4 separate regions of the Homo sapiens genome follow, and all the other regions are linked to region 2. A link is an interaction called in ENCODE POLR2A ChIA-PET data of the cell type or tissue named here. Cell type or tissue: OCI-LY7. All regions are shown on one strand.

Region 1 (8,000 bases), 130 kb before region 2:
CCTCTGCTCAGAGTCCTTTCGTGATCAAAGACGGAGAATGACTGCAGGCAAAGACCTGGAGGAGTTGGAAGCCTCTTGAGGTGCTTGTGGGATTGTAAAATGGTGCAGCCTCAAAAGGTAAACATAGGGGTCCCCTAAGACCCAGCAGTTCCACTCCTGGGTATATGCCCAGGAGAAAGGAAAGAGCATGTCCACACGGAAGCCTGGACACAAATGTTCACAGCAGCCAAGCAGTGAAAATAACCCACACCCCCATCAGCTGGTGAATAGGTAAATAAAATGTGGCATAACCACGCACTGGAATATGACTCAGCATAAAAAGGAATGAAGGGCTGACGCGTGCTACACCATGGATGAACCTTGAAAACATTGATAAGTGAAAGAAGCCAGACACAAAGGCCACATGTATGATTCTGCTTATATAAAATGTCCATAGTAGGCACATCTATGGGGACAAAAAGTAGACCAGTGGTTGCCAGGGGCTGGGGAGAATGAGGAGTGACTGCTACAGGTTTGGGGTTTCATCTTGGAGTGGTGAAAATGTTCTAAAAGTGACGGTAAAAGTGATGGTAATGATGGTTGCACAACTCCGTGAATATACAAAAAACCATCAAATTACACACTTTATTTACTTTTTCTTTTTTTCAAGAGACAGGGTCTCACTCTGTCACCCAGGCTGGAGTGCAGTCTTGAAGTCTTGGGTTCAAACCATCCTCCCGCCTCGGCCTCCTGACTAGCTTGGACAACAAGTATATGCCACTATGTACACCTGATGTTTTCATTTTTGTTGAGACAGGGTCTCACTTTGTTGCCCAGGCTGCTCTCAAAATTCTGGTCATCCTCCCACCCTGGCCTCCCAAAGCGCTGGGATTACAAGTGTGAGCCATCATGCCTGGCCAAATTATATACTTTAAATGGGTGAATGTATGATATGCAAATTATATCTCAATGAAAACTGTTATTTTAAAGAAATGGCCAGGCATGGTGGCCCATGCCTATAATCCCAGTGCTTTTGGAGGCTGAGGCAGGAGGATCCCTTGAGGCCAGGAGTTCGAGATCAGCCTGGGCAACACAGCCAGACACCATCTCTACAAAAAATAAAAAGTTAGCCAGGTAAAGTGGCACACACCTCTAGTTTCAGCTACTGAGGAGGCTGAGGTGGGAGAATCACGTGAGCCCAGGAAGTCGAGGCTGCAGTGAGTGAGCTGTGATTGTGTCACTGCACTCCAGCCTGGGCAACACAGTGAGACCCTGTCTCTCAAGAAAACAAAAAGAAAGAAACCTTTCCGTGGCTCCCACCTCATTCAGCATAAAAGCCAAAGCCCTCACCATGGCCCACAAGATCACCACATCTCATACTAGAGAGACAAAGTCAAAACGCACCCAGATGGGCACATCTCCCTGACCTCATCCCCCTCCCTCTCCTTGCCCACTCTGCTCCAGCCACATCCTCCTCCCTGGAGCTCCTCCACCTGTTGCCCGGCTCGTGCCCCAGAACCTTTGCACTCCCTGGTCCCCTCCTGGAATGCTCCTCTCCCTAACACCCAGGAGACTCACCCTCCCTTCCTTCAGGTCCTTGCTCCAATGCCATCTTCTCAGCAATGACTTCCTTCCTGCCCACCCTTTGAAAGTTACAAACCACCCATAGGACCCTCCCTATCCCCCTTGGCTGCTTCATTTCTCTCTGTGCACCGACCGCCCTCCAGGGCGGGTGTTTGCTTGTTTGATTGGCTTCCTTCCTCTTCTAGGATAAAAAAAGCTCCACGGGGCAGGAATCTGCCTGTTTCGTCCATTGCTGTGCCCCCGGCTCCCCAACAGCACGTGGCCCACAGTAGGCCCTTGGTCGGTGTGTGTGGATGAACCACATCTACCAGAGTCCAAGGTAAAAGCTTGCCTCTGCCGCCGGAACACGCAGCTGCCTGGCATGGCGGCCTGGGGCAAGTTGCTCAGCCTCTCTGTGCCTCGGCTCCCTTATCGGTGCCTTGGGATTGGTCTGAGTCATGCCTGCACCCTGGGGTGGTCATGAGGATTACATGGGCTCATCTTGGTCATATGCTTAGCAAGGTGCCTGTGTGAGGCGGAGCCAACACCTCCTGCAGGCAGCCGCATTCCCACCCCAGCCTGGGAAGAATCACGCTCATCCCCAGCGGCAATAGAACACAGTGAATGGAAGCTGAAGGGCTTCCTTAAAGGAGGCACAGCTGGCTCCTGGCGAGCAGAGAGCAGAGATGTGAACCAGTGACTTGCCACACACATGACCACTACGCTGTTTGCTGAGGGAAAGGAAAAAGAGGAAGAAAGTGAAGGAAAGCAAAGAGACGGGTGAGAGAAAGGACAAAATAAAAAGCAAAGGAAGAGGAAACCTTATTTTTTTTTCTTTTGAGGTGGAGACTCGCTCTGTGGCCCAGGCTGGAATACAGTGGTGTGATCTCAGCTCACTGCAACCTCCGCCTCCCGGATTTAAGCAGTTCTCCCTGTCTCAGCCTCCTGAGCAGCTGGGATTACAGGTGCATGCCACACGACTGGCTAATTTTTTTTTTTTTTTTTAAGAAGAAGTCTTACTCTGTCGCCCAGGCTAGAGTGCAATGGTGTGATCTCAGCTCACTGCAACCTTCTCCTGGGTTCAAGCGATTCTCCCGCCTCAGCCTCCTGAGTAGCTGGGATTACAGGCACCTGCCATCATGCCTGGCTAATTTTTGTATTTTTGTAGAGACGGGATTTCACCGTGTTGGCCAGGCTTGTCCTGAACTCCTGACCTCAGGTGGTCCGCCCACCTTGGCCTCCCAAAGTTCTGGGATTACAGGTGTGAGCCACTGCACCCGGCCAATTTTTGTATTTTTAATGGAGATGCAGTTTTACTATGTTGGCCAGGCTGGTCTCGAACTCCTGGGCTCAAGTGATCCACTCGCCGCGGCCTTCCAAAGTGCTGGGATTACAGGCGTGAGCCACCGCGCCCAGCCAGGAAAGCATTGTAGCCACATCTGCCACCTGGATTGCTGCTGGTGAGGGAGGAAAGAGAGCTCACGTGTGCCTGCTGGATTCATTCAGTTCACGTTGAGCTCCTACTCTGTGCTGGGCACTATGTTGGGCGTTTGGGGACCCAGCAGGGACCATAAGCAAGCCCCTAGCCTTGCGGGTCCGGTATGTTAATAGACAAGCAATAACAATTAGTGATAAACATCATCATTGGTGGATTTTATAAAATGTTAGAGCTATGGGCACGGTGGCTCACACCTGTAATCCCAGCACTTTGGCCGAGGCAGGCACTTTGTTTGAGCTCAGGAGTTTGAGACCAGCCTGGCCAACATAGCAAAACCCTGTTGCTACAATAAATTAAAAAAAAAAAAATTAGCTGGGCATGGTGGCACGCACCTGTGGTCCCAGACACTCAGGAGGCTGAGGTGGGAGGATCACTTAAGCTCAGGAGGCAGAGGTTGCAGTGATCCAAGATGGCATCACTGCACTCCAGCCTGGACGACAGAGCAAGACCCCATCTCAAAAAACAAAACAAAAAGATATTAGAGCTGTGCTATCCAATACAGTAGCCACTGGCCCTATGTGGCTATGGGACACTTGACCCGGGGCTAGTCTGAATGAGATATGCCATGTCATATACATCCCAGACTTCAAAGGCTTCATATGAAAAGAGCGTAAAACATCTCAATATTCTTATATTGATTACACATTGAAATGACACTATTTGAATATCACCGATAAGGGAGCCGGGGCACAGAGAGGCTGAGCAACTTGCCCCAGGCCACCATGCCAGGCAGCTGCGTGGCCCGGCGGCAGAGGCAGGCTTTTACCTTGGACTCTGGTAGACGTGGTTCATCCACACACACTGACCAAGGGTTGAATAATATTACAAGTTAAATTAATTTCACCTGTTTCTTTTTACTTTTTAAAATATGACCCCTAAAATTCTTTTACCTTTTTTTCTTTTTTCAGAACAGGTTCCTCTGTCATAAAATTTTTAAAATTGTGTGTGTGGTTTGTGCATGCTGCATTTCCATGGGACAGGCAGTTAGAGGACGATGCGTGCTTTAGGGGAAAAACAGAACAGTGTAAATGCTACTGGGGGAGAGGGGTTGCCATTTAAATGGGGTGTTTGAAGACAGCCTCAGTGAGAAGGTGACATTTGGGCAAAGACCTGCAGGAAGTGCAGGAATGTGTTGAGATCCAGGGAAGAACATTCCAGGCAGAGGGAATAGCCAGGGCAACGACTCTGAGGCAGGAGGTGCCTGCATAGATTTTAATCAGAATGCGAATCTCTCATGTTGCTACAAGTGACTTTTTAGGAGCTGTTTCTCTTCAGTAGGTCAAAATGCCCCCTGCAATATTGTGAATATCAGAGAAGGTCTCCAGAGCCCCTAAACAGCCCCTCCAGAAACTTAGCCTCTGCCCCTGGACTTTAGCCCCGGTGCTAGAGTCTGAATGTGTCCCCTGAAATTTGTACGTTGAAACCTAATTACTATGTGATGGTATTAGGAGGTAGGGCTTTTGGGAAGTGACGAGGTCATGGGGGCAGAGGCCTCATCGATGGGATTAGGGCCCTGACACACGAGGCTCTAGAGAGCTGCATCTCCCCTTCCACCAGGCAAGGACACAGAGAGAAGCTGCCATCTGTGAACCAGGACGCAGGGCCTCACCACCATCAAATCTGCTGGCGCCTTGATCTTGGACTTCCCACCCTCCAGAAATGTGAGAAATAGATGTCCGCCGTCTGTAAGCTCTCCCCGTCTATGGTACTCTGTTTTAGAAGCCTGAGCAGACTGAGATGCCCTGTAAATCCTGTCTTCCTTCAGAATCACGCCTTTCTGAGTCCCCGATCACTGACTTCCCTCCAGGAGTCTTTCCTCTCTGACTCAGGGCTGGCGATCAATCCTTGCCTTTGTCCCTGGCCTTTGGGGACTCTGATATGTCCTCTCTGGCAAGGGCTAACCCTCCAACACAGACGTGCTTTCCAGGACAAAGGTGCAAGTGTGTGGGGAGGACCCAGCTGGCAGCCGCGAGCTAATACGTTGCTCCGTGGGCCAGGTCACTGGAGGACAGAAGTTTCTATCAGCTGCCACTCTCAACAGCAGCTGGAGAAAGGAGGATGATTCCTATCCCAGGAACCAGAAGATTCCTCTGAGACCACCTGGTCCTGTCCTACCTACCAGAGAAGGGATGGACATGCTCATTCATTCATTTATGTGGCAAATACTTGCTGAGCACTCGCTATGTATCAGGCCTACTGTGTGCTAGGGCCTGGGGGTAGATGGGGAAGAAAGCAGGCAGGTCCTCTGTGCCCTGGCCTTACTTTTTTTTGAGACAGGGTATGGTTCTGTCACCCAAGCTGGAGTTCAAAGCTCACTGCAGCCTCCACCCCCTGGGCTCAAGCGATCCCCCCGCCTCAGCCTCCTACAGACATGTGCCACCACACCAGCTAATTTTTTGTTTTGTTTTGTTTTGAGACAAGAGTCTTGCTCTGTCGCCCAGGCTGGAGTGCAGTGGTGTGATGTCAGCTCACTGCAGCCTCTGCCTCCCGGGTTCAAGCGATTCTCCTGCCTCAGCCTCCCTCCCGAGTAGCTGGGACTACAGGCGCCTGCCACCACTCCCAGCTAATTTTTGTATTTTTTAGTAGAAATGGGGTTTCACCATGTTGGCCAGGCTGATCTTGAACTCTTACCTCAAATGATCCACCCACCTTGGCCTCCCAAAGTGCTAGGATTACAGGTGTGAGCCCCTGCACCCAGCCAAGCTAATTTTTTTTAATTTTTATTTTTTTTAATAGAGATGGGTGTCGCACTATGTTGCCCAGGCTAGTCTCGAACTCCTGGAGTCAGGCGATCCTCCCACCTCGACCTCCCAAAGTGCTGGGATTATAGGTGTGAACCACCACGTCTGGTCTGCCCTGGCCTTTTTAGTAAGGGAAAGAGAGAGAGATATTAAAATATATATATGTTTTTTTATTTATCTATAAATATATGTATAAGCAAATAAATAGATAAGGATTATAGATGGTGCTACGTGCTAATGAGAGAAATAAAAAGGTAATGCCACAGGGAGATGGGGGCTGGCGGGGGGAGACCGGAACCTGGGGAGGACCTTTCTGGCAAACAAACCAGCAAGTGCAAAGGCCCTGTGTCAGGGAGGTGCTCAGTGTGCCCAAGGAACAGACAATCAGGGACCCCTGCACCTTAGACGGTGCAGTCACCCCGGTTTATACCTCTTGCCCCAATAGTATCATTAATAGCACCTCCAAGTCACTGCATGTGGGGTGGTCTGTGATACCCCAACTGCACTGCACTGAAACACACAGGCTGGCTGCAGCTCTTGAGCAGAGGTCACGGTCCCTGGAAGGCAGACCTCTCTCGACTCCTCTCTCCTCCCGGGTTCCAGGTGACACTCCCTGCCCTCCTCCCCTCAGCCCCAGGGTGGGGAGCAGCTTCACTCTCCCTTTCGTTTTCCCTGCTCCTTTGTATATATCTTCAAAGTCCCCAATTTTGAGTGTTCTCTCCACTTCCTGCTCAGACTACTACAGGAACTGATTCTGTGGTGGGAAAGGAATTAGAGGAGAGAAAGAGAGGCTCAGAGGCAGTGTCCAGCAGCTGCGGTAGAAGCCTGGAGGTAACGGCCAGCGCAGTGGCTCACGCCTGTAATCCCAGCACTTTGGGAGGCTGAGGCGGGAGGATGGCTTGAGGCCAGCAAGTTCAAGACCAGCCTGAGCAACATGGTGAAACCCCATCTCTACTAAAAATACACAAAATTAGCCAGGCGTGGTGGCACGTGCCTATAGTCCCAGCTACTCGGGAGGCTGAGGTGGGAGCATTGCTTGAGCCCAGGAAGTAGAGGCTGCAGTGAGACACGATCGTGCCACTGCACTCCAGCCTGGGCAACAAGAGTGAAACCCTGACTCAAAAATAAAGAAAAAAAGAAAGTAGGCTGTCTTTAGGAAGAAAAAAAAAAAGAAGAAGAAGGCTACTAGTTTTAACTGACTAATAGTTTAAAACAGCAAGTCTGGAGCCAGACAGTCCAGGTTCAAAACCCTGCTCTCCTATGGACACGTTACTTAACTCTCTGGGCCTCGATTGCCCCATCTGTAAAATGGGGCTAATAAGACCCACCTCAGAGGTGTGGAATAAGTGAATCGCTTGAACCTGGGAGGTGCAGGTTGCAGTGAGCTGAGATCATGGCACTGCACTCCAGCCTGGGCGACAGCAAGACTCTGTCTCAAAAAACAAAAAACAACAAAAAGAAATTAACATAGAATTACCATGTGATGCATCAATCTCATTTCTGGGTATCAAAGAAATGAAACTGGGAACTTGAAGAGGAATCTGGCCACCGCGTTCATTGCAGCGCTGTTCACGATGGCCCAACGGTGGGAGCAACCCGAGTGTCCGCTGATGGGTGGTGGGTAAGAAGCTGGGGCCCATCCACACGGTGGAATAGGATTCAGCCTGGAAAAGGAAGGACTTTCTGACGCACGCTGCGACATGCACGGGCCTTGAGGAAGTTATGCGAGTGAAATAAGCCACAACAGGACAAATACCGTACGATTCCATTTGCATGAGCTCCCTAGAGTAGCCAGATCCACAGAGACAGAAAAGAGAATGGTGGGTGCCAGGGGCTGGGGGAGAGGGAAAGGGGAATTATTGATCAATGCATATGCAGTTTCTATTTTGCAAGATGAGAAAGTGCCAGGAGGGATGGTGGTGATGGTTACACAACAATGTGGATGTCCTTAATGCCACTGAAATGTACACTTAGAAATGGTTAAGATGGTAAAAACAAACTACACAACAAAAGGCTGAGCCAGAGAGAGGGTAGGAGCCTCCCACAAAGTGCAAGTTTGGGGTCAAGAAATCTGTTAGGAGACTTGAGGGGACCTGAGCAATGAGGAGCAGCTGTGATCTGTCTTTGATCGAGAACCAGGGAGGCAGAGATAAGATGTGAGTGGGGCGGGCTCAGGGAGGACAGCAGGTCCACCGGGCCCTCTGGAGTGTTCTCTGCGC
Region 2 (8,000 bases):
TATATGAAGGGAATTTGTCTGGTAGGAGGTAATAGACTTGTTAATTCCTTTAAAAATTATTAAGTGATGCCCTGGCATGGTGGCTCACACCTGTAATCCCAGCACTTAGGGAGGCCAAGGTGGGCAGCTCATCTGAAGTCAGGAGCTCGAGACCAGCCTGGTCAACATGGCGAAACCCTGTCTCTACTAAAAATACAAAAATTAGGCCAGGTGTGGTGGCTCACGCCTGTAATCCTAGCACTTTGGGAGGCCAAGGTGGATGGATCACCTGAGGTCAGGAGTTCAAGACCAGCCTGACCAACATGGTGAAACCCTGTCTCTACCAAATACAAAAAATTAGCCAGGCGTGGTGATGCATGCCTGTAATCCCAGCTACTTGGGAGCCTGAGGCAGGAGAATCGCTTGAACCCGGGAGGCGGCCGTTGCAGTGAGCCAAGATTGCACCGTTGCGCGCGCCAGCCTGGGCAACGAGTGAAACTCCGTCTCAAAAAAAAAAAAAAAAAATTAGCTGGGCGTGGTGGTGCACGACTGTAATCCCAGCTACTTGGGAGGCTGAGGCAGGAGAATAGATTGAGCCCGGGAGGCTGACGTTGCGGTGAGGTTGAGTCGCCCCACTGCACTCAAGCCGGGGGAACAGAGACTCCGTCTCAAAAAAAATTATTAAGCAACTTATACACATGTGTTCATAGCAACACTTTTTACAATAGCTAAAAAGTGGAAATGTCCCAAATGTCTTATCAGCTGATGAAGGGATAAAATGTGATGTGTCTGTATAATGAAATATGATTCAGCCATAAAAAGGAATGAAGTATTGCTATATGCTACAACTTGGACGAACCTTGAATAAATGAGAGAAGCCAGTCACGAAAGGGCACACATTATATGATTCCATTTACAGCATATGAAATATCTGGAATAGGAAGATCCGTAGAGACAGAAAGCAGATGGGTGGTTGCCAGGGGCTGGGGGAGGGAGCAATGGGGGAATTACTGCTTAATTGATCTAGGGTTTCCTTTTGGGGTGATGACAGATTGTGGAACTAGATAATAATGGTTGCATGATATTGTGAACGTGCTCATGCCACTGAATTGTACACTTTAAAATGGTTAAAATGGCCAACTTTATGTGTATATGACTACAGTTTTTTAAAAAAATTGGCCTGGTGCAGTGGCTCACATCTGTAATCCCACCACTTTGGGAGGCCTAGGTGGGAGGATTGCTTGAGCCCAGGAGTTTGAGACCAGCCTGGGCAACATAGTGAGACCCCATCTCTACGAAAAACCAAAACCTTTGGCTAGGCATGGTGGCGCACACCTGTGGTCCCAGCTACTTGGGAGGTTGCATAGGGAGGATCGCTTGATCCTGGGAGGTTGAGACTACAGTGAGCTGTGATCACACCACTGTACTCCAGCCTCAGGGACAGCACAAAACTCTTTGTCTCCAAAAAAAACAAACAAATGAAAAATTTCAAGCACCTACTGTATGTGGAGAAAATGATTCCTCTCAGGCAGAATATAGCTGGACTGATGTGGTGGAAACATCCTGAATGCCAGGTCGAGAAACTAGTACTTTTTTCCCTTGCTCCTTGGTCGTAGTTGCATGGAATACAATTTCATGTAGTTCTGAAGGTTAAGAAACTAACTCCACTTCCCACTACCGACCCGTCTACCACCCCCTTCCCCGAAGCAGCCAGATATTCTGAACATGTATAAATATATGGATCTATAGATCTGCTCCCTATTGTTGGTTTTTGTTTATTTTGCACTATGCGCACTGTTTTGTATTTTTATTTTATTTTTCCCTGAAACAGAGTCTCCCTCTGTCGCCCAGGCTGGAGTGCAGTAGCTCAATCTTGGCTCACTGCAGTCTCTACCTCCCGGGCTCAAATGATCCTCCTGCATCAGCCTCTCAAGTAGCTGGGATTACAGGTCTGCACCGCCATGCCCTGCTAAGTTTTTTATTTTTTATTTTTATTTATTTATTTATTTATTTTTCTTGAGACGGAGTCTCCCTCTGTCGCCCAGGCTGGAGTGCAGTGGCGCAATTTCGGCTCACTGCAAGCTCCACCTCCTGGGTTCATGCCATTCTTCTGCTTCAGCCTCCCAAGTGGCTGGGACTACAGGCGCCTGCCACCATGCCCAGCTAATTTTTTTGTGTGTTTTTAGTAGAGACGGGGTTTCACTGTGTTCGCCAGGATGGTCTCGATTTCCTGACCTCGTGATCCGCCCGCCTCGGCCTCCCAAAGTGCTGGGATTACAGGTGTGAGACACCCGACCCAGCCTCATTAAACTTTTTGGCTTTATTATGTATGAGACAGATGGTCTTTTCATTTATTCAGAATCCATCGATATGTTCTGGGAACTGCCTTTTGGTTTTTCTTTTTTTTTTTTTTTTTTGCCGTTCTATTGAGCTGTTGGGTTCTTTTGTTTTTGCTTTTTTTTTTTTTTTGTAAAGAGGTTTGCATTTTTTGCTGTTTGCAAGAAAGTATTTTGAGCAAAATAACTTTGACACTTTCCAGTCCTTTTTCCCCTACCAACATTTTAACAGCTTTTTTGAGGTGTAATTGCACTACACCTCAATAGACTGTGCGTATTTAAAGTGTACAGGTTGACACCTTTTGACATACACACTTGTGAAAAATTACCACAGTTAAGATAAAGTTTCATATGATTTTTTTTTTTTTTTTTTTTTTTGAGAGGGAGTCTCGCTCTGCCACCCAGGCTGGAGTGCAGTGGCGCAATCTCGGCTCACTGCAAGCTCTGCCTCCCGGGTTCACACCTTTCCCCTGCCTCAGCCTCCCGAGTAGCTGGGACTACAGACGCCCACCACCACGCCCGGCTAATTTTTTGTATTTTTAGTAGAGACGGGGTTTCACCATGTTAGCCAGGATGGTCTCGATCTCCTGACCTCATGATTGCCTGCCTCGGCCTCCCAAAGTGCTGGGATTACAGGCGTGAGCCACCACGCCCAGCCTGTTTCCTATAATTTTTTATGTTGATAATTTTTCAAAGTACTAAAATGCTGAAAGAACAGAACAAGGAATAGCTGCAAACATCTCCCCTAAAGTCACCAGTTCTTACATTTCCCCTCAAACTTTTTTCTCTGCAAACACATCCGATAGACACATACACACATGCACACACATTTATTTTTATTTTTTGGCAGGATCATTTGAAAGTTAGTTGCAGACGTCTTAATACTTTTTCCTACAGAACCACAATACCATTGTCTCAGCCAAGAAACTTAAATATAGTACAGTATTTTGTAACAGATAGTCCATATTCAAATTGTCTTTATAGCTCATAAAAAATCCAACACCCAGTCAAGGACTGCTCATGCATTTAGTGTTCATGTCTCTAGTCTGTCAGAGTTTCCTCACTTTTGGTGGAGGAAGGGACTTAATTATGAATTTTTTTTTATTTTTATTTTTTTTTGAGACGGAGTCTTGCTCTGTCACCCAGGCTGGAGTGCAGTGGCGCGATCTCGGCCCACTGCAAGCTCCACCTCCTGTGTTCACGCCATTCTCCTGCCTCAGCCTCCCAAATAGCTGGGACCAAGGGTGCCCGCCATCACGCCCGGCTAATTTTTTTTGTATTTTTAGTAGAGATGGGGTTTCACCGTGTTAGCCAGGATAGTCTGGATCTCCTGACCTCGTGATCTGCCCGGCTCGGCCTCCCAAAGTGCTGGGATTACAGGCATGAGCCACCGCACCCGGCCCCAATTATGCATTTTTTTCTTTTAGACAAGCTCTCACTCTGTAGCCCAGAATGGAGTGCAGTGGCGCAGTCTCGGCTCGGTGCAACCTCTGCCTCCTGGGTTCAAGCGATCCTCCCACCTTAACCTCCTGAGTAGCTGGGCTTACAAGCATGTGCCACCATGCCTATTTATTTATTTATTGTATTTTTCGTAGAGACAGGATTTCTCCTCGAAATCCCTGTGTTGCCCAGGCTGGTCTCTTGACTCCTGGGCTCATGCGATCCTCCCGCCTTGGCCTCCCAAAGTGCTGGGATTATAGGCGTGAGCCACTTCGCCTGGCCCAGTAAGGGACTTTTACAGCATTGACATTTCTGAAGATCACAGACTAAATGTCTTTTTTTTTTTTGAGCTATAATTCATATACCATACAGTTTATTCATTGAAAGCTCAGCGGTTTGTAGTATATTCACAGTGCTGTACAGCTGTCACTACAGTCAGTTTTAGAACATTTGCATTACCCCAAAAAGAAACTCTGTACCCATTAGCAGTCACTACTTTTTTCCTTTGCCCCAACTCCCAGCCTTAAGCAACTGCCAATCTGCTTTCTGTCTCTATTTCTGAGCCTACTGTGGGCTTTTCATAGGAGTGGAGTCCTGTACAGTCTGGCCTTTTGTGTCTGGCTTCTTTCACTTAGCCTCATGTTTTCAAGGTTCATCCATACTGCAGGATCAATACTTTATTCCTCTTTATGGCTTTTTATTTACCTGATCATCAACTGATGCACATTTCGGTTTATGTCACTTTTTGTCTATTGTGAATGGATGCTGCTGTGAATATCCATGTGCAAATATTTGTGTGGGCATTGTTTCCAGTATTTTGCGGTGCATACCTAGGAGTCCAGTTGCTGGGTCATACAGGAACTTTTTGTTTAACACTTTGGGGAACCGTCACCCTTTTCCAAGGCAGATGTACCGTTTTACCTGCCTACCAGCATGTGGGGCCTGGTTTCCCCACATCCTTGTCAGCACTTGCTATGGTCTACCTTTTTAATTCTAGCCATCTTGGCAGACGTGAAGTAGTATTGCTGTGGTTTTGACAGTCCAGAACTGGTTTTTTTTTTTGTTTTGTTTTTTTTTTTTTTGAGACAGAGTCTCGCTCTGTTGCCAGGCTGGAGTGCAGTGGCACAATCTCTGCTCACTGCAACCTCCGCCTCCGGGGTTCACGCCATTCTCCTGCCTCAGCCTCCCGAGTAGCTGGGACTACAGGCACCCGCCACCACGCCCAGCTAATTTTTTGTATTTTTAGTACAGACAGAGTTTCACTGTGTTAGCCAGGATGGTCTCGATCTCCTGACCTCGTGATCCACTCACCTTGGCCTCCCAAAGTGCTGGGATTACAGGCGTGAGCCACCACACCTGGCCCAGAACTGTCTTTTGAAATGTCCCACAGTGTGTATTGTATTATTCTGATTATCTCCTCCGGGTTAGGCTCAGACTTAGCTTTCATGGCAAGAATTCTGCAGAAGGCATCATGTGTCCTTGCTGAGGCAGTACCATATCGGGGCTCGTGGTGTCTGTTTGTGCCATCGCATTCTCGTTGGTTGACGCTGAATTTGATCTCTGGGTTGAGGCTGGGCAGGCCCACTGCGCTGGGGGTGCCCTTTCCCCTCTGTGGTTCATACGTGGTCTGTATGTTATGTTCCAGCATTTTCCGTTCATCTGGCTTTTGCATTTCTGTGTGTTCTTCAGATGCTTGGGAAACCTCTGAATGGCAGAATCTCCCGTCCCCTCTCCCTGGCTTGCTTATCAAGATGCCTTTGCCCTCATGGCCTGATTTTCCATAGGACCCGTTTGCATGTGCCTGAGGGTGATGGAGGTAAAGCGAGATTAGGATGCAGGAAGGCCATTGTCACCCAACCCCGGTGTTGGATGTCCCCGGGTGTTGGATGTCCCCCGCCTGACTGCTGCAAGAAGAGCGCTGATGAAATCCCAGGCTTGAAGCAATCTTGTTCCCTCCCATGGAGGCGATGGCTGGGCCTTGTTTGTCTGAGTCCTCAGGCATCCACAGTTTGCTCACCTGGTCCCCTTATTTCAACTTTCCATTCTGAAAATTGTCCAACATAACCAAAGGTAGGGAGAGTAGAGTGAACCCTTGTTCACCCAGGTCTTCCCATGTAGCAACTTTCTGCCATTCTGGTTACTTCTTTCCTTCCTAAATTTTTTTGAGGGTGCCTGGAATAATATTTTAAAGCTAATCCAATACATTAGTTCACCTTTGCATATTTCAGTTAGCATCTTTAACAATAAAAATTTTGTGAAAATCAAAACCACAATACCGGCCGGGCATGGTGGCTCATGCCTGTAATCCCAGCACTTTGGGAGGCCGAGGCGGGTGGGTCACTAGAGGTCAGGAGTTTGAGACTAGCCTGGCCAACATAGTGAAACCCCATCTCTACTAAAAATATAAAAATTAGCTGGGCATGGTGGCGCTCACCTATAATCCCAGCTACTCAGGAGGCTGAGGCAGGAGAATTGCTTGAGCCCAGGAGGCGGAGGTTGCAGTGAACCAAGATTGCACCACTGCACTCCAGCTTGGGCGACAGAGCGAGACTCCATCTCAAAAACACACACACACACACACACACACACACACACACACACACACACACAACACACAATACCATCATTACAGCTTATAACAATTCCTTAACATCTAATGCAGGTCCATTTTCTGATTTCCCTGGCCCAAAATGTCTTTACAAAACTTTTTGTTTGAATTTGTATCTAAACAAAGTCTACACATGAAGTGTCTTTTAAGTCTCTTTTTTAAATTTTTAAATTTTTTTAAAATTTTTTTGAGACAAGGTCTTGCTTTGTCACCCAGACTGGAGTGCAGTGGCACGAACACAGCTCACTTGCAGCTTCAACCTCCCAGGTTCGATGATCCCCCAGCCTTCTCCCGAGTAGCTGGAACCACAGGTACATGCCACCATGCCCAGCTAATTTTTTAATTTTTTGTAGAGACAGTGTCTGGCCATGTTGCCCAGGCTAGTCTCTAACTCCCAGACTCAAACGATCCTCTGGCCTTGGCCTCCCAAAGTGTTGGGATTACAGGCGTTAGCCACCATGCCTGGCCCTAAGCCTTTTTTAAAAAAAAATTAACTTTATTCTTTTTATAAGTAGAGTTTAAAAAATAGTCTTTTCTTTTAGAGTTATAGAAAAATTGTGAAGATAATACAGGGAGTCGCCATATACCCCTCACCCTGTTTCCCCCATTATTAACGTTGTATATTCATGTTCTATTAATGAACCAATATTGGTACATCAATTATTCGCTGAAGTCTGTACTTTATTCAGACTTCTGTAGTTTTTCCTGCCACCCTTTTCTGTCCCAGGATCCCATCTGGGATCCCACCCGATATTTGGTCCTCAGGTCTCCCGAGGTCCTCTCGGCTGGGAGTTTCTCAGGCTCTACTTGTTTTTGATGACCTTGACAGTTTTCAGGAGCATTGATCAGGCCTTTTTCTTTTCTTTTCAAATCTCCCTGTGTCACGCAGGCTGGAGTGAAGTGGTGTGATCTCTGCTCACTGCAACCTCTGCCTCCCAGATTCAAGCAATTCTCCTGCCTCAGCCTCCTGAGTAACTGGGACCACAGTTGCATGCCATCACACCCGGCTAAGTTTTGTGTTTTTAGTAGAGTCAAGAGGTTTCACCATGTTGGCCAGGCTGGTCTTGAACTCCTGAACTCAAGTGATCTGCCTGCCATGGCCTCCCAAAATGCTGGGATTACAGGTGTGAGCCACAGCGCCCAGCCGGTCAGGGATTTTGTAGGATGCTCCCAATTGGAATTTGTCTGATGTTTTTCTCATAATGAGACTGGGTGATGGGTTTTGGGGAGGAAGACACAGAGTTAAGGACCATTTTCATCCCATCACATCCAGGGTACAGCAAATCATCATGATTTAAGTCACTTTTAATTTTAATGCCCCCACCTCATGCTTTTTCTTGGATGCCATCTTATTCTGTGGAGAAACTGGGTCTCACCCCATAGCATCTCCACCATCTGCATCTGGCTGGGTGCATCCTCATGGTGGTGTTTCCCTGTGTCCCATTTCCCAGATCCCCAAGAACCAGTGGTTAGATCTAGAGGCCTGGCCAGGGATGGTGGCTCATGCCTGTAATCCCAGCACTTTGGGAGGCCGAGGCGGGCAGATCACTTGAGGTCAGGAATTCAAGACCAGTTTGGCCAACATGGTTGAAACCCCATCTCTACTAAAAATACAAAAAATTAGCCAGACATGGTGC
Region 3 (8,000 bases), 150 kb after region 2:
GGTGATGGGGGACAGTCGCAGCCCCTCCCACAGGAATGAAGGAATCTGGCTGCTTCTGTGCCCGACTCCATCTCTCCTGGACGGCTGCTGCTTTGCTTGAGCTGGGATGGGGGTTACCCCGCTGGGTCCTGCCGCCCAGGAGAGATGAAGAATCGGCTGGGGTGGGGCGTGGGTGTGCACGTGTGCGGAGGCGATGCTGCTTGTGTTCGCATCTCTGTATTTTGAAGGGTAGACTGTGAGGTTTGTGAGGCAAACGCATCGGTTTTTACAACACTTTGGCCTTATGTGTGTTTGTGAATGTATGTGTATGTGTGTGTGAACATATGTGTGTGAATATGAGTGTGCGTGTGTGCCCTTAAAGCTGAGATTGCATGCCTATCAAAACCCGAAAGAGCCAGGCACAGTGGCTCATGCCTGTAATCCTAGCACTTTGGGAGGAGGCCAAGGCAGGAGGATTGCTTGAGTCTAGGAGTTTGAGACCTGGTTGGGCAACATGGTGAGGACCTGACTACAAAAAAACTTTTAAAAATTAGCTGGGTGTGGTGGCATGCACCTGTGTTTCTAGCTACTCAGGAGGCTAATACAGGAGGATCGCTTGAGCCTGGGAGGTTGAGGCTACAGTGAGCTGTGATTTGCACCACTGCACTCCAGCCTGGGTGACAAGAGCAAGATCCTGTCTCAAAAAAAAAAAAAAAACAAAAAAACCCAAATCCCCAAACCCCAAAGAACATAGCTGTGAGGATGTCAGAATGTAGTTTCTATTCTAGTTCAAGTTGAATCCTGAAAGCCCAGTGCCCATTCCGACAGGCAGGCAAGCAGGGTGATTTCCCTGTTCTCACAGAACACTGACCAACTGCGGCTGCTCATGGCCACTGGACCTCAGCCTGTGCCCTCAGTGGTTCTCAGTTCAGTGACAGCTCTATGTCCCAATCAAGTGGCTTTTCTTCAGTGTTCTGCAGAGCCAGGGGACCAGGTACTAACTCATGTGTCCAATGGATACATCTGTGCTTATCCTTGGGCCCACTGATCACCAGGGTAGTTGAGCTCTTTGCACCATAGAGGGTATGCCTCGTGGAGGGGGACAGATGGCCAACAGGAAACAAGAGGAGGTCTGATGGGACAGGATGCTCTTTAGCCACATTGGTCGGGGGGCCTCCCTTAGGTGACACTGAAGCTGTAGCCTGGGAGGCCTGACACTGCCATGTGAAGATCGTAGGATGACCAGCCAACCAGAGGTCCTGAGAAGGAAATGAACTGAACTACAGGAACAAGAAAGCCTATTTGGAGAATATGGGGGTGTGATGGTTACTACTGAGTGTCAACTTGATTGGACTGAAGGATGCAAAGTATTGATCCTGGGTGTGTCTGTGAGGGTGTTGCCAAAGGAGATTAACATTTGAGTCAGTGGGCTGGGGAAGACAGATCCACCCTTAATCTGGTGGGCACAATCTAATCAGCTGCCAGGCAGAAAAACGTGAAAAGGCGAGACTGGCCTAGCCTCCCAGCCTACGTCTTTCTCCCATGCTGGATGCTCCCTGCCCTTGAACATCACGTCCAAGTTCTTCAGTTTTGAGACACGGACTGACTCTCCTTGCTCCTTAAGCTTGCAGACAGCCTATTGTAGGACCTTGAGATCACGTAAGTTAATACTTAATAAACTCCCCTTTATATCTATCTATATATCTATCTTTATATCTATCTATCCTCTTAGTTCTATTCCTCTAGGGAACCCTGACTAATACAGGGGGCAAGAGAGTGGGAGAGGAGGTGGGATTGTGGTGCTGGGCATGGAACACATTCTAAGGGCGCCCAGAGCAGTGACATCATTGGATGAGCATTTGGAGGATCGCGCCGAGGGCAGTTCCTTTTGCTGGGCTCAGTAGGGGCAGCAGGTGGGTCTGCACTGGGCGCTGGCTGGTGAAAGCCCAGTGGCTCCATGACGTCGGCTTACCAGCTTCCTCCTTCCCTTCTTGCTCTTCTCCTGTCACTGTGCCTGAGCACCATGTGTGCACAAAACACGACAAGCGTTCTGACCATCCAGCAGACAGGCAGTGAACACATAGCAAAGATGATCAGGAGACTGTCTGATTAGGCCTCAGAAGCCTAAGCTGGCTTTGATGAGCTGAGATTCTTTTTCTCTGAGCCATGACTGCCTTTTAGATTAGTGCAAATGATTTCTAAAAGCTTCCTGCCAATTTGTGTCCAAAGAGAGTCATAGGCAAGTAAAGACCTGTTAAGAAGGTGTTTAATGGCCAGGCATGGCAGCTCACACCTGTAATCCCGGCACTTTGGGAGGCCAAGGCAGGCAGATCACCTGAGGTCACGAGTTTGAGACCAGCCTGGCTAACATGGTGAAACCCCATCTCTACTAAAAATACAAAAAAACCCCCAAAAAACAAAAAAAAAAACACCCACAAAAATTAGTCAGGCATGGTGGTGCACACCTGTGGTCCCAGCTACTCAGGAGTCTGAGGCAGGAGAATCACTTGAACCCTGGAGGCGAAGGTTGCAGTGAGCTGAGATTGCTCCACTCTACTCCAGCCTAGGCAACAGAGTGAGACTCCATCTCAAAAAAAAAATAAATAAATAAATAAAAAAGGAAAAATTGTTTTAAAAAAAGGTGTGTAAGGCCCATTACAATTGGAACTCTGGCTTTGTTGTCATGGTTTATCCCGTTGGAGAGCACTCTTGGCCATCACAGTGGTAAATTGATGGTCTAATAATTTCATTAGATGACTTCCAGGGGAGAAACAGGTGTTAGTCAATTCATTATGCTCTGGGACTATTTCCAAAAGATTTCATCTTGGGACTCCCTCCTACTTCTTTCTTTCTTTCCTTGGCTCAAACAGTGAGATCACAAGTCATGTTGGGTTGTTGGGAGAGTCAAAGGGAGTGGTTGTCAAGTGGCACCACGAGACTTGGACCAGTTTCCATTTTGCAGGCTCTGTGCTTATCAGTCTCACCGACCCTGCTCACTATTTACCTGTGGCACCTGGTCTGCTTGTTTTTGGCATCCACTTTTTTGTTTGTTTTTTTCAGTCATGACTAAGTATTTTGTTGGCTACTAGTAACAGAAACCCCAACGCCAACTGGCTCAAGCAGAAAAGGGGTAATTGGCTCACCATTTCGAAAACTCCAATGCTAGGATTAGCTTCAGGTGTGGCTGGATCCAGACGCTCTGATGACATTATCAGTGTTCTCTCTCTCCATCTCATCTCTGCCTTCCTCTGTGTTGACATTCTCAGATGGACTCTCCTCTCATGATGGCAAGATGGATTCTTTGAGCTCCAGGCTTATGTCCTCACAGTGATAAGAGGGGAAGAAAGATCCCCTCCCCCCCTCCCCGTAGTTTCAACGTGAGTCCCCATCTTGAAGCTTATTGGCTATTTGGATCATATGACCAAACCTGAGCCAATCACTGGCCAGGAGGAGGAAATATGTTGATTGATTAGGCCTGGGTCATATAACCCCTTCAGGTGCGGAACCGGCTGCACACAGTAATAGGACTGAGGGCTGGGGAGGTAGGCCCTGGACGGGCAGGTGGTTTCCTTTAAAAAGCTGGAGGCAGCAACCAGCCCTGTTTCGTTTCCTCTTTTCACAGGTGCTGGCCCCTTCTCTCCTTTCCTCCCATGCCCCTTCTTTCTCTCTGTAGCCTCCCTGTGCCTGTCTCCTGCTCCCACCCCAGCACAACAGAGTCTAGGTCTGTTTTCCGCTGCTAAGTGTGTGATAATTTATTATGCAGCAATAGAGCACTAACACACTCGGCCAGTGGCCCAGGCCTCAGTGTGCGGCACACTCTACTTAGCACCTCCACATGTGTGAGTTCTGTCTTCTCAGCCCCACTCCGGTCCTTGAGGGTGGGAATCTTCCTCCTTTATCTCCTCTGTATCTCCCACCCCTTGGTCCCAACTACAGGGTAAGGGTTCAAAAAAGTGCTCATTTGAATTCGGCATAGCACTAAGTCAGTCAGAACTCTTCAGAGGCAAGTGACAGAAAGCCATCTCTCATCACTGGCTTCAGGCACAGCAGGATATAGGGCTGGGTCAATGTAATCAGGATTCAACATCTCTCATGGCATCTGTATGGGCAGTAGGGCATAGTGGTTAAGACCATGGGCTCTGGAATTGGGTTGCTGGATAAAATACAGGACACCCAGTTAAATGTAAGTTTCAGAAAAACAATGAATAGCTAGTTTTTCAGTGTAAGAATGTCCCAAATATTTCATAGGATGTGTTTATACCAAAAAAGTATTTATTGTTAATCTGAAATTAAAACATAACCAGGTATCCTGAAGGTCTGTTACATCTGGAACACTATTCTGGAACCAAGTGCCTGGATGTGAGTGATGGCTCTGCCTCTTCCTTTGTGACCATAGACAAGTCACTTAACTTCTCTGAACCTCCTTTCTCCCATCTAGAAATGTGGGGATTAATAATACTATGCATCGTGGCTGGGTGTGGTGGCTCATGCCTGTAATCCCAGCACTTTGGGAGGCCGAGGCGGGCAGATCACCTGAGGTCAGGAGTTCGAGACCAGCCTGGCCAACATGGTGAAACCCCATCTCTACTAAAAATACAAAAATTAGCCGCGCGTGGTGGCAGGCTCCTGTAATCCCAGCTACTCGGGAGGCTGAGGCAGGAGAATCGCTTGAACTCAGGAGGCAGAGGTTGCAGTGAGCCAAGATTGTGCCATTGTACTCCAGCCTGGGTGACACAGTGAGACTCCATCTCCAAAAAAAAAAAAAAAAAAACAAAAACGAAAAAGAGAAAAAAGAATACTATGTATCTCACGGGGCTGTGATGCCAGTGAAATAACCATGTTGCCAATAAAATAGTGCTGGGCACATAGCAGGTGCTCAGTAAATGCTATCTCCTATTATTTTATAATCTCTCCGTCCTTCTTCCTTCTGCGTAGGCTTCAGTCTTTGTCTTTTTGCCGAAGTTCCAACAAAAGGCCCGAAGAGGAGTCCCATTGGCCTGGCCCAGGTCATGTGCCTATCTCTGAACCAATCATGGAGACCAGGGGAATGGGAGGTTCTGATCGGCGGCACCTGGATCATGTGACTGCCCTGCGGCAGGAGGAGAGGCCAGTCCAAACGGAGACACGTGACCTGAGGTTGGGGAATGGAGGTGCCTCAGGGGAGGATAAGGGCTCTGAGGCTGGAGGGGAGAGGATGAATCTCAGGCATGACAAGCACCTCCACCTAATAGCAGTCATGAGGCTTTTGTGAGGAGGCAGAATTCCAAGTGAGGAAGAAGTGCCGCGGCTGAGTTGTGAGTTTAGGTCACTGCCTCATTCGCTGCCTGACTATGGATGGCTTACCAGGGCTCCCCAAGCCCCGGGCCGTGGACCAGTACCAGTCCAGTGGCCTGCTGGGAACTGCTCCACACAGTGGGAGGTGAGTAGCAGGCAAGGGAGCGTTACCGCCTGACCTCTGCCTCCTGTCAGATCAGCCGTGGCATTCGAGTCTTTTAGGAGCGCAAACTCTATTTTGAACTGCAGGCGTGTCAGGGATCTAGGTTGTGCGCTCCTTATGAGAAGCTAATGCCTTTCATCCTGAAACAATCAGTTCTCCCCATGGAAAAATTGTCTTCCACGAAACAGGTCCCTGGTGCCAAAAAGGTTGGGGACCTTTGCCTCAGGCAATGAGGTCCCCAGTGATGGTGGATGCATGCAAATCGGTAAGACAGGCCTTGTTTCGGGCGGTCGGAGAATTGAAGAATTGCCTGGCTCTGGCCTGGAAGAGTTCCCAATCAGAATTCCAAAAAAAAAAAAAAAAAGTTCTTCTGGGTCTGCATGTTCACGGGTCATGAAGACAAATGAGGCTTATTTGCACAGAATGCAGATGAAAGAATTGGGTTTTGAGGATCAGTGAGATTTAAGTGGGAGGCCACCTTTTGAGGAGAAGCAACCCCTTCCAAGATAAATCCATCTTATACAATTGTTGTCCTCCTGAACTTTACAGTTACCTCAGGGGTTGTGGCAGTTAAAGAAAAACGGCTGCACAATTTTTGACACTTCTTTTGGTGAGGGGCATGTCTATATCCCCTCCCCACCAATCTAGGTGGGCTGGTGTCTGGTTTGTTCTATAAAGTATAGCGGAGGTGACGCTCAGTGACTTACGGGCTGGACCAGGAAAACCAGGTAGCTCTGCCTGGTTCTTTTGGGGATGCTCACTGGCAGGAGCCTGCTACCATTTAAGAAGTCTCATACCCGGGGCACCATGCTGGAAAAGCCACGTGGAGGTGCTGTGGCCAGAAGTCCCAGCAGAGCCCAGTCTTCCAGCCATCCCCACCAAGATACCAGGCATATGAATGGAGCCATCTTTCAGCCTCCAGATCGGCCATCTGCCAGCTGAATATCATTGAGTAACCTCAGTTGACACCTCGTGGAACAGAAGAATCACCCAGTCAAGCCCTGACTGAATTCCTGACCCATAGAATCTGTGAAATATAATAAGATCACTTCTGTTGTATGCTACTAAATTTTTGGATAGTTGTACAGCAGTAGTAACTGGAACAAGGGATTTGGTGATGTAAATACAAGAAGAAGGTCGAGTACAGCCACAGGGAAGCTGAGGACAGCAGGAGCCTGCTCTATCTAAAGGCCATGGATGTTAATGGGAGGCACAAGTGTGAGAGGACTGACCCTGGATCCAACAGTCTGGGTTCAAGTCCTGGCTCAGCCAGCTGGGTCATACTGCAAGTTTTTCGACCACTCAGGGCCTCACCTCTTCCATCTGTAAAATGGGACTAGCCATGAATGGCAAACTTAGCAACAGGGGACAGACGTCTCAACCCAATGGCCAAGGGTTCAAATCCAGCCCTCAGCTGTATCTTGCTTGCTTCTCACAATCACTGTTTATTTGGATCCAATGCCAATTTAGAAATTGGGAGATTTCACAGCTTCTCTTGGAATAAAAGGGAAGATCAGGCAAGGCTGGGCCCACATTCCTTGGGTCCCCGATTGCCAGGTCAAAGTGGCTAACATGGAATGACCACCAGCATGGCTGGGCCCTGTTCTAAGGGCTACATGTGCATTGATTCATCAGCCCTCAGACCGCCCTGCGGGGTCTGCATCATCGTCATCCCCAGGCTCTGCCAGAAGGGCCTCCCTGGGTCAATGATTAGATCCAGAGAGCAATGAGGCCACCTCAGTGGGCACCACAGTGGGGAGGTGATAGTGAGAACAGGTCCCCTCCATCTCCTGCTATGGCGAGACACACTCCTGCCCAAATTTAGGCACAACGCTGGGGAAAGAAGGGAAGTCTCACCCATGGCAGATTCACCTCGTATCCCTACGAGAGTGGGAGTTCATAACAGATTAACTTGGGCTACTAAAAAATAGTCATGTTTCTGCAAAGTCTACAGTGTGGGCGGAGCAGAGTGGAAACCACTCCTTGAGCAAACCCTCAGGTTCTCTTAGGCTGTCCTGAGACTCGTTAACTCACCCAAGTATACCGAAAGAAGATGCTTTTATGATCTCTGTTTTTACAGGATGGAAACTGAGGTGCAGAGAGTTTGACCCACCCAGCGTCAGCCAGCCAACAGTAGTGGATTGGGGACTGAAGCCCGGGCAGCCTGGCTGCAGACTCCTTGAGCAGTGTGCTGTGCCACCTGTCTACGTCAATGGCCCATTTCCTTGAAAAATATCTTGGGAGAGCAGAGACGGTGCCCTTCTATGGTCCATCAGAGGCTGCAGGTAGGATGGAAACCTTGAGTGGCCTGGGGCAGGAGTCCCTGGCCTGCAGGCAAGCAGTGCTGAAGGACTGCTGGTGGGAACTGGCACTTGAAAGAAGGCATTTGAAGAGGGAGGTGGTGGGCGCTCATGTCTCACCCAGGCTGGGGTGGAGGGAAATGCAGTTTTGGTAATGACTCCTGGGTCCCCTCTGTGCCTGTTGCTAAAGTTTTTTGTCAGCCTGGGCTGTCTGGTGGCTGAAGGATATGGCTCCTATTGTGTCGTCTGCCGATCTGTCCTTTTGCAACAGGGCCCGAGACCAC
Region 4 (8,000 bases), 62 kb before region 2:
CAAGAGTGAACTTTGGAACCTGCTTCCTTTTTTTTAGCCCTCCTTTACCACAAGCTTTTTCATGGGCGCCATGGCGGTAGCGGAGGCAGAAAGAAGGCAACATTTGTTTGTTTGTTTGTTTTGAGATGGAGTCTCTCCCTGTCACCCAGGCTGGTAGTGCAGTGGTGCAATCTTGGCTCACTGTAACCTCCGCCTCCTGGGTTCAAGCAATTCTCCTGCCTCAGCCTCCCTAGTAGCTGGGACTACAGGCGCCCGCCACCATGCCCAGCTAATGTTTGTATGTTTAGTTGAGACGGGGCTTCACCATGTTGGCCAGGCTGGTCTCGAACTCCTGACCTCGTGATCCTCCCGCCTCGGCCTCCTATAGTGCTGGGATTACAGGCGTGAGACACCGCGCCCGGCAGGAAGACAAATGTTTTTACAGGAAAAAAAGGAGGAGGATTACATAATTGTTCTGACATAATTATGGTTGGCTGCAAAGATCAATAACAGAGGTGACCGTAGTCTGAGGCTGGACAGGCAGCTGCTTGGCGGATGTCCTTGCAGTAGTCTTTTTTGTGTAAGGTCGCGAAGGCGTTTGTGCAAGGTTGTGGTTTTTCTAGAGTCTTTTATCAGGCCTGCAAGCACGGGAACCCTCTCTTCATGGCCTTCCCTGGTTCTATTTGTCAGGGTTTATTTATTTATTTATTTACTTACTTAACATCCATGACTTCATTTTGATTCTGACAACTTTCACAACATCATGGGTTGAAAGTAGTAACTTGTGTTTTACTTCCATTTATTTAAATACTTCTAAGAGCCAAGCTTTTCTGTAAGTTTTATTAATGAATCATTTTTCCTCTTCTGTAAATTCATTGCCTGTTGATTGTGATCTATTGATATTTTTGAATTTTTCTTAGTGATTTAAAAAATTATTTCTATAATAAAGATATTAGGCTGGGTGAGGTGGCTCACACCTGTAATCGTAACACTTTGGGAGGCTAAGGCGCGGGGATTGCTTGAGCTCAGGAGTTTGAGACCACCCTGGCTCCTCCTAAATGATTGAAAGGACACAACATAATGGATATGCTGTAATTGATAAAGAGACCTTAAAAAAAGTAAAATCAGGAAGATTACCAAATAATTGGTCTGCTCAAGCTTGCAAGTTATTCGCACTTAGGCCCTAAAATATTTACAGAACCAGGTAGGAACTATCTATACTGACTCTAAATATGCTTTCAGAGTATCTCATACATTTGGAAAAATTTAGGCTGAGCGAGAACTATTTAACAGTAAAGGTAAGGAACTTGCTCATGAAACACTAGTTGTTCATGTTCTTAATAATCTTCAATTACCGGAAGAAATAGCCATTGTCCATGTTCCAGGACACCAACCTAATTTTTCTTTTAAAAGTCAAGGAAACGGCCGGGCGCGGTGACTCACGCCTGTAATCCCAGCACTTTGGGAGGCCGAGGCAGGCGCATCACGAGGTCACGAGATCGAGACCATCCTGGCTAACACGGTGAAACCCCGGCTCTACTAAAAATACAAAAAAATTAGCCGGGCGTGGTGGCGGGCGCCTGTAGTCCCAGCTACTAGGGAGGCTGAGCCAGGAGAATGGCGTGAACCTGGGAGGTGGAGCTTGTAGTGAGCTGAGATCGCGCCACTGCACTCCAGACTGGGCGACAGTGCTAGACTCCCTCTCAAAAAGAGGAAAAAAAAAAAGAAAGAAAGAAAGAAAGAAACTTAACAGAATGCAGTGAGGTCAGGCACTTCCAAGAGCTGACCCATCAGTCAGCCCTTATTCATCCCCGAGTGGGTGTATGGTGGTATTTTGGAGAACCTTTACTGGACACTTTGCCAAATAATTGGAGCGGTACTTGTGCTCTAGTTCAGTTAGCTATCCCTTTTACCCTGGCATTTCATCAACCAGAAAAACAAACAAACAAAAAAACATGACATCGTAAAACAAGAGAAGCCTCTCGTAGGTCCTTTGACCCCCATGTTTATTTAGATACAACTGACGTTCCACGAGGTATATCAGATAAATTCAAAGCTAGAAATCAGAGAGCTGTGAGGTTCAAATCCCTTCTCCCACAAATAACAATTAATAAGAATGTAAATTGGATAAACAATATTTATTACTATCAACAACAATTTATTAACTATACTTAAAGATGCTATTAAAGGAATAGCAGAACAGTTAGGATCCACTACTAAAATGGCTTAGGAAAATAAAATGGCTTTAAATGTAGTATTAGCCGAGAAAGGTGGTGTTTGTGTTATAATTAAAACCCAATGTTGTGTACAACCTTCATCCCAAATAACACGACTCCTAACAGAAGTATAACCAGAACCTTACAAGGTCTCACTGCTTTATCTAAAGAGCTTACTAGAAATTCTAGAATTAATAACCCTATTTCAAATTGGCTAGGACGATGGTTTGGTCAACGGAAGGAAACTATAACCTCAATTCTCACTTCTATTACTACCGTAATAGGTACACTTCTCCTTCTCGGATGTTATACCATGCCTCTGGAAGCTAATGACAAAATTAATAACGACAGTTCTTACCAAAACTACTAAAACCTATCTTAACTCTCCTCCACCTTATTCTAAGAGATTTCTCCTCTTAAAAGCTCAAGTAGAACAATTAAGCCAAAACATGCTAAAACAGTTTAAAAAGGAAAAATTATAAAAATTAAAAGGGAAGGAAATGTAGAAAGCAAAAGTTCCTCTTCAAAGCTTCCCCTTTAAATCATAAATGTTATTAATATCTTTTCTCAGAACTAACTTTCTTCAAATTTCTTATTTTATAGTAATAACTCTCTGTTAAGCCTTAGGTAGCAAATGTAACAGAATAAGCACACTCTGACTTCGGTATCTGTGCTAAACATGCTCACAGGCACGTAGTACATTCTATGTCCTTGTACCTTTGTCAAAATATTCGTGCTGGACGTGCCCAGGCATGTCCCAGCTTGCAGCCTACACTCTTCCTTATTTAGGAATATTATTACTTTTCTAAGTCCTTTCGTAAGGAACATCCTTTTTTCCTATGTTCCTCACTGCTTTTACCTATTTAAAAAATTTTTGAACTGTTAGCTAATCGGGTTTTAGTTTAAATTGTGAGGTCTGGCTGCAGCCAATGAAGTCAAAACACAGCAATAGGGACCTCATGCATAAGGAATAAATATTCTTCAGTTGTATCTGACTTTTAAAAATTAGACGTATCATTTTGATAAAAATCGAATAAGAGAGGAAAGGAAAGAAAAGAAGGGAGAAAAAAATAGAATTCCAAAAGTCCAGAAAGGTACAGAAATGGAAAGTCAAAAAGTCACTCCTCCCACCCACCACCCGAGTCCTTCTCCCCAAAGGCCCCCTATGTCTACAGTTGATCGTGACTGATGTGACCGCGGGCGGGCCACGGAGCCTCTGTCTGAGCCTGTATTTCATCAGTTTGATGTGGAGAAAACGGCTCGTTGGTAGGATCCTTGAGGATGTAATGCGTGAACACTAAAGCGCTTACCAATACCGCCCCCGCACGTTAAGAACTGTATATTGTTGGCTGCTGCTCCTGCTGCTGTTGTTACCGTGATGCCAATCAGAAACATTAATATACTCACACATTTGTGTGCATATCTATAATTTTTTGACATAAAAATGAACCTATTATGCTCACTGCCGAGCACCCTGTTTTTTCTTCCCTCGAACTCTCCTTGGAGGGGAAGGAACCCTCGTAAGGGCCCTAATTCAGTGTTGCAGGCACACCTGCGATGTGCACATCCTCTTATACCTACTCTGTATATTTTGGAACACCGAAAAGCATCGCCAACAAAGTCTCCCCTCTGTATTTAAAAATACGAAAGTACCCGGCCTCCCCGTCGGGGAATCGAACCCCGGTCTCCCGCGTGACAGGCGGGGATACTCACCACTATACTAACGAGGACAAGCCGTACTGTGTTCCCTGCAGCTCCCTTCTTATGTCCATACCATTCTCTCGCTATCGTTCCTAACCTTTCCGGGCCATCCAGGCTCCGCGCCGGGCACCCTGGCTGCTGGGCTTATCCAAGGCGGGTAGAGGCCCCTTTGAGTGGCTGGAGGCACTGCACGTTCCGAAGCTAAGGCACCTGAACTAGCAGAGCGAAGGGCACTTCCTGTATCACCATCCCCAGAAAAGACCAACACAAGGGGTAGGGGATGTAGCTCAGTGGTAGAGCGCATGCTTTGCACGTATGAGGCCCCGGGTTCAATCCCCGGCATCTCCAGACTTTTCCGCCTTTTTCGGGCAAATTACAGTCACGTGGTTACAAAAGCTTGGAAGAGGACCCAGGCAACCCTCAACAACCTGCCTGCGAAGAAAGCTCCCTTGGAAGGGGCTGCGCCAGCACATTTCCCTGCCCCTAATCACAAATGCCCTGGGCCCCTCCACCGGAGATTCGCGTTCAGTAGGTCAGTGACGGGGCCGGGAATCTGCCATTTGAAACGAATACTCCCAGTTATTTGTTTCATCAAGCAGATAGAAAAACATGGATTCCTTAGAAAGGTTCTGCAACTGACCATTCATTAACTCCTGAGGGCCTCATGTCAGGTTCCGTGCATGCACTGAGCACCTACTGTGTGCCGGGTAAAGTGTACGTCCCCTGGTATCCCTGGATAAGACAGGCCAGGCAAGCTTTCTCAGCCTTTTTGGACTTTATAGTCCAGTCCTGGAGACTTAACAATAAGCAAGTAGCGATACGTTTTATGAAGACAATAATAGCGATGAGATGGAAACTCAGGGGTGCAGGAGTGGGGGTTGCTTTAGATTAGCTGCCAGGGGAGACCTCTGCAGAAACAGTGCTTCCAGCGAAGGAAACGGCAGGTGCCAAGGCCCTGAGGCTGGAGGAAGGGCGCTCAGTGTTGAAGGGGCAGGAAGAAAGCCATGCCCTGGAGCTTAGTGAATGAGGATGAACTTTATCTTCGAAGACACTGGAAGGCCTGACGCAGGGGAACGCGACCAGATTCAGGTTTGAAAAGGCTCCCTCTGGCTGCCATGCGGAGAACACACCCTGGGCGTGGGTGGACGTGGGGAGATCGGGAAGGAGGTGCAGCCACCGCCCAGGAAGCTGCTGGAGACTTCCTCCAGGGGTGCTGCAGAGGAAGTGCGAGCCTGATGGAGTTCAGGACAAATGCTGGACGTGGTTGCATAGTATTTCCTAACGGAGGGGTAGCACGCTTTATTACCATTCCTCCTAGGGATTCGGGTAATTTTGTTTCCTCTCACTGAAGTCTTGTAGTCAGTGATCTGGTGCATGCGTTTTCCTTGCCTTCTGGCGCCGGTACCTCGATGGGGCAGATGTCCACAGGGAGCAATGCAGGGTCAAAGGGCATGGATACTTTTACAAACGTACTTCTCTGTCGCCCAGGCTGGAATGCAGTGGTGCGATCATAGCTCACTGCAGCCTCGAAATCCTTGGCTCAAGAGACCTCCCAGCCTCCCCAAAAGCTGAGACTACAGGTATACTTCACCACCTCCAGCAAATATTTTTCTTTTTTTTTTTTTTGTAGAGACAGGGGTCTCGCTATGTTGTCCAGGCTGGTCTCGAACATCTGGCCTCAAGTGATCCTCTCACCTCAGCCTTCCAAAGTGCTGGGATTACACGCATAAACACCATGCCTGGTTTATTTTAAATATTGCTAGATTTTGGGCCAGGCATGGTGGCTCACACTTGTAATCCCAGCCCTTTGGAAGGGCGAGGTGGGCAGATCACCTGAGGTCAGGAGTTTGAGACCAGCCTGGCCAACATGGTGAAACTTCATCTCTACTAAAAATATAAAAAATTAGCTGGGTGTGGTGGCACACACTTGTAGTCTCAGCTACTCAGGAGGCTGAGGCAGGAGAATCACTTGAACCCAGGAGGCAGAGGTTGCAGTGAGCAGAGATTGCACCACTACACTCCAGCCTGGGCAACAGAGCAAGACTCTGTCTCAGAAAAAAAAAATAAATAAAAACAATAAATATTGCTGGATTTTTTTCTAAAGGCTGTGGCAACTTACATATTCAATAACAATGTATGAAGGTGCTCTTTTCCTTATATTCTCAGCACTGGGTATGGCCATGATTATTAATTTTTCCAATCTGTTGGGTAGGAAGTAGAACTGAATTATTTCTCTGCTTTTTTCCTGCCTACTTTCTAGGGTGTGCATGTTTTCAGGTATCTACCAGCCATGCAGATGCAGGTTTTTGTGTTTTTTTTTCCAGATGGGAATCTCACTCTGTCATCCAGGCTGGAGTGCAGTGGTTGATCTCAAATCTCCACAACCTCCACTTCCTGGGTTCAAATGATTCTCATTCCTCAGGCCCTCGAGTAGCTGGTATTACCGGTGCGCGCCACCATGCCTGGCTAATTTTTGTATTTTTTCATTCAAGACGGTGTTTGGCCATGTTGGCCAGGTTGGTCTCGAACTCCTGGCCTCAGGTGATTTATTTGCCTCGGCCTCCCAAAGTGCTGGGATTATAGGTGTGAGCCACTGCACTCGACCTTAGATGCAGTTTTTTTTTGTTTGTTTGTTTTTTTGAGAGAGAGTTTAGCTCTTGTTGCCCAGGCTGGAGTGCAGTGGCACAATCTCGGCTCACTGCAACCTCTGCCTTCTGGTTTCAAGTGATTCTCCTGCCTCAGCCTCCCGAGTAGCTGGGATTACAGGCGCTTGCCACCACGCCTGGCTAATTTTTGCATTTTTAGTAGAGACGGGGTTTCACCATGTTGGCCAGGCTGGTCTCGAACTCCTGATCTTGTCTGACCTCGTGATCTGCCAGCCTCGGCCTCCCAAAGTGCTGGGATTACAGGCATGCATGAACCACCACGCCCGGCCTAGATGTAGCAACTAATTTTTTCATGGCCTTTGCCCGTTGTGTTTTTCTCACCAAATTGCAATAGCTCATCCAATAGTATGACGCTGTTTATCATGTTTTGCAGTATTTTTCATCTATTCTTTCATCTTCTAACTTTGTTTATACAATTTACCATGTCAATGTAAGATTTCGATAAGGTAAAATGTCTCCCCTTTCCTTTATAGTTTCTGGGAAGTTTGTTTAACTTTGTTTTTGTTTGTTTTGCTTTGTTTTTTGAGAGAGACAGGGTCTCACTCTGTCGCCCAGGCTGGAGTGCAGTGGCACGATCTTGGCTCGCTGCAACATCTGTCTTCCGGGTTCAAGTGATTCTTCTGCCTCAGCCTCCCAAGTAGCTGGGATTACGGGCGCCTGCCACCACACTGGCTAATTTTTGTATTTTTAGTAGAGACGGGGTTTCACCATGTTGGCCAGGCTGGTCCTGAACTCCTGGCTTCAAGCGATCTGCCTGGCTTGGCCTCCCAAAGTGCTGGGATTATAGGCATGAGCCACCATGCCTGGCCTTGTTTAATTTGGAAGCTTTTTCCAGTGTTCTTACAAATATTCACTGCAATTTACTTTTTAACATTTGCCCTACCATGTTTTGGGGACCCAGGATGGTAAGCAAGACAGAAGATCTGCTGTCACTGGGCTTGCTGTCCAGAGTGGGTGGCAGGCAGGCCACCCTCCCTAGGGAGGCGTCTAGAGGGGCTTGCCTCTGAAGATGAGAAACCAGAGGGAGCAGGAGTTAGGCTCAGAGCACCACAGGAGAGGGAACGGCACCTGCGGAGGCCAACAGGGCTGCTTCGGGGAAGGTGGAAGGAGAGCAGGTTGGCCCTTGGGTGTGGTGTGAGTGGAGTGTCCGTGCAGGTCCAGTCTCAGAGGCCACGTTTGAGTTGGCCTTGATCCCTTGGGTAATGGGGACTCTTCATAGGGCTTTAAAGCAGGGCAGTGGCCGGGCGTGGTAGTTCACGCCTGTAATCCCAGCACTTTAGGAGGCCCAGGCGGGCATATCACCTGAGGTCAGGAGTTCGAGACAAGCCTGGCTAACATGGTGAAACCCTGTTTCTACTAAAAATACAAAAAATTAGCTGGGTGTGGTGGCGCTCACCTATAATCCTAGATACTCGAGAGGCTGAGGCAGGAGAATCAC

What was found. Peaks named below come from ENCODE experiments on the same cell type or tissue, not always from the same donor. Only the 100,000 strongest peaks of a DNase experiment are listed, where the experiment ranks them.
Region 1: POLR2A ChIA-PET joins it to region 2 with 12 read pairs; 2 of 35 experiments call an interaction of 5 or more read pairs at or near these places.
Region 3: POLR2A ChIA-PET joins it to region 2 with 14 read pairs; 2 of 35 experiments call an interaction of 5 or more read pairs at or near these places.
Region 4: POLR2A ChIA-PET joins it to region 2 with 13 read pairs; 10 of 35 experiments call an interaction of 5 or more read pairs at or near these places.

What each region holds. Positions count from the first base shown.
Region 1 is chr12:124,867,293-124,875,292 of GRCh38, forward strand. The region is part of intron 2 of LOC105370050 (a long non-coding RNA gene); the gene reads left to right. Among named protein-coding and RNA genes, the nearest start is that of SCARB1, 7.4 kb to the left of the region's middle. RefSeq lists an enhancer at 1-404. In OCI-LY7, no CTCF peak of the experiment used is centred here; no DNase peak of the experiment used is centred here.
Region 2 is chr12:124,997,639-125,005,638 of GRCh38, forward strand. The region is part of intron 1 of BRI3BP (BRI3 binding protein); the gene reads left to right. Among named protein-coding and RNA genes, the nearest start is that of BRI3BP, 8.0 kb to the left of the region's middle. In OCI-LY7, no CTCF peak of the experiment used is centred here; a DNase peak (open chromatin) is centred at 4,213; H3K4me3 peaks cover 3,829 bases; H3K27ac peaks cover 4,829 bases.
Region 3 is chr12:125,146,424-125,154,423 of GRCh38, forward strand. It overlaps LOC105370053 (a long non-coding RNA gene), which reads left to right and starts at 4,915. Exons shown (of 3, transcript XR_945492.3): 1 at 4,915-5,398; 2 at 7,497-7,701. In OCI-LY7, no CTCF peak of the experiment used is centred here; DNase peaks (open chromatin) are centred at 1,998, 2,958 and 3,478; H3K4me3 peaks cover 3,944 bases; H3K27ac peaks cover 3,622 bases.
Region 4 is chr12:124,935,794-124,943,793 of GRCh38, forward strand. It overlaps TRD-GTC2-10 (tRNA-Asp (anticodon GTC) 2-10), which reads right to left and starts at 3,925; the gene lies at 3,854-3,925. It overlaps TRA-TGC4-1 (tRNA-Ala (anticodon TGC) 4-1), which reads left to right and starts at 4,173; the gene lies at 4,173-4,244. It also overlaps the pseudogene RPL22P19. RefSeq lists enhancers at 2,230-3,429, 2,918-3,187, 3,468-3,707, 7,176-7,677 and a silencer at 3,888-3,967. In OCI-LY7, CTCF peaks have their summits at 3,519, 3,720, 5,001 and 5,208; DNase peaks (open chromatin) are centred at 3,498, 3,868, 4,188, 4,998 and 2 weaker places; H3K4me3 peaks cover 3,578 bases; H3K27ac peaks cover 3,409 bases.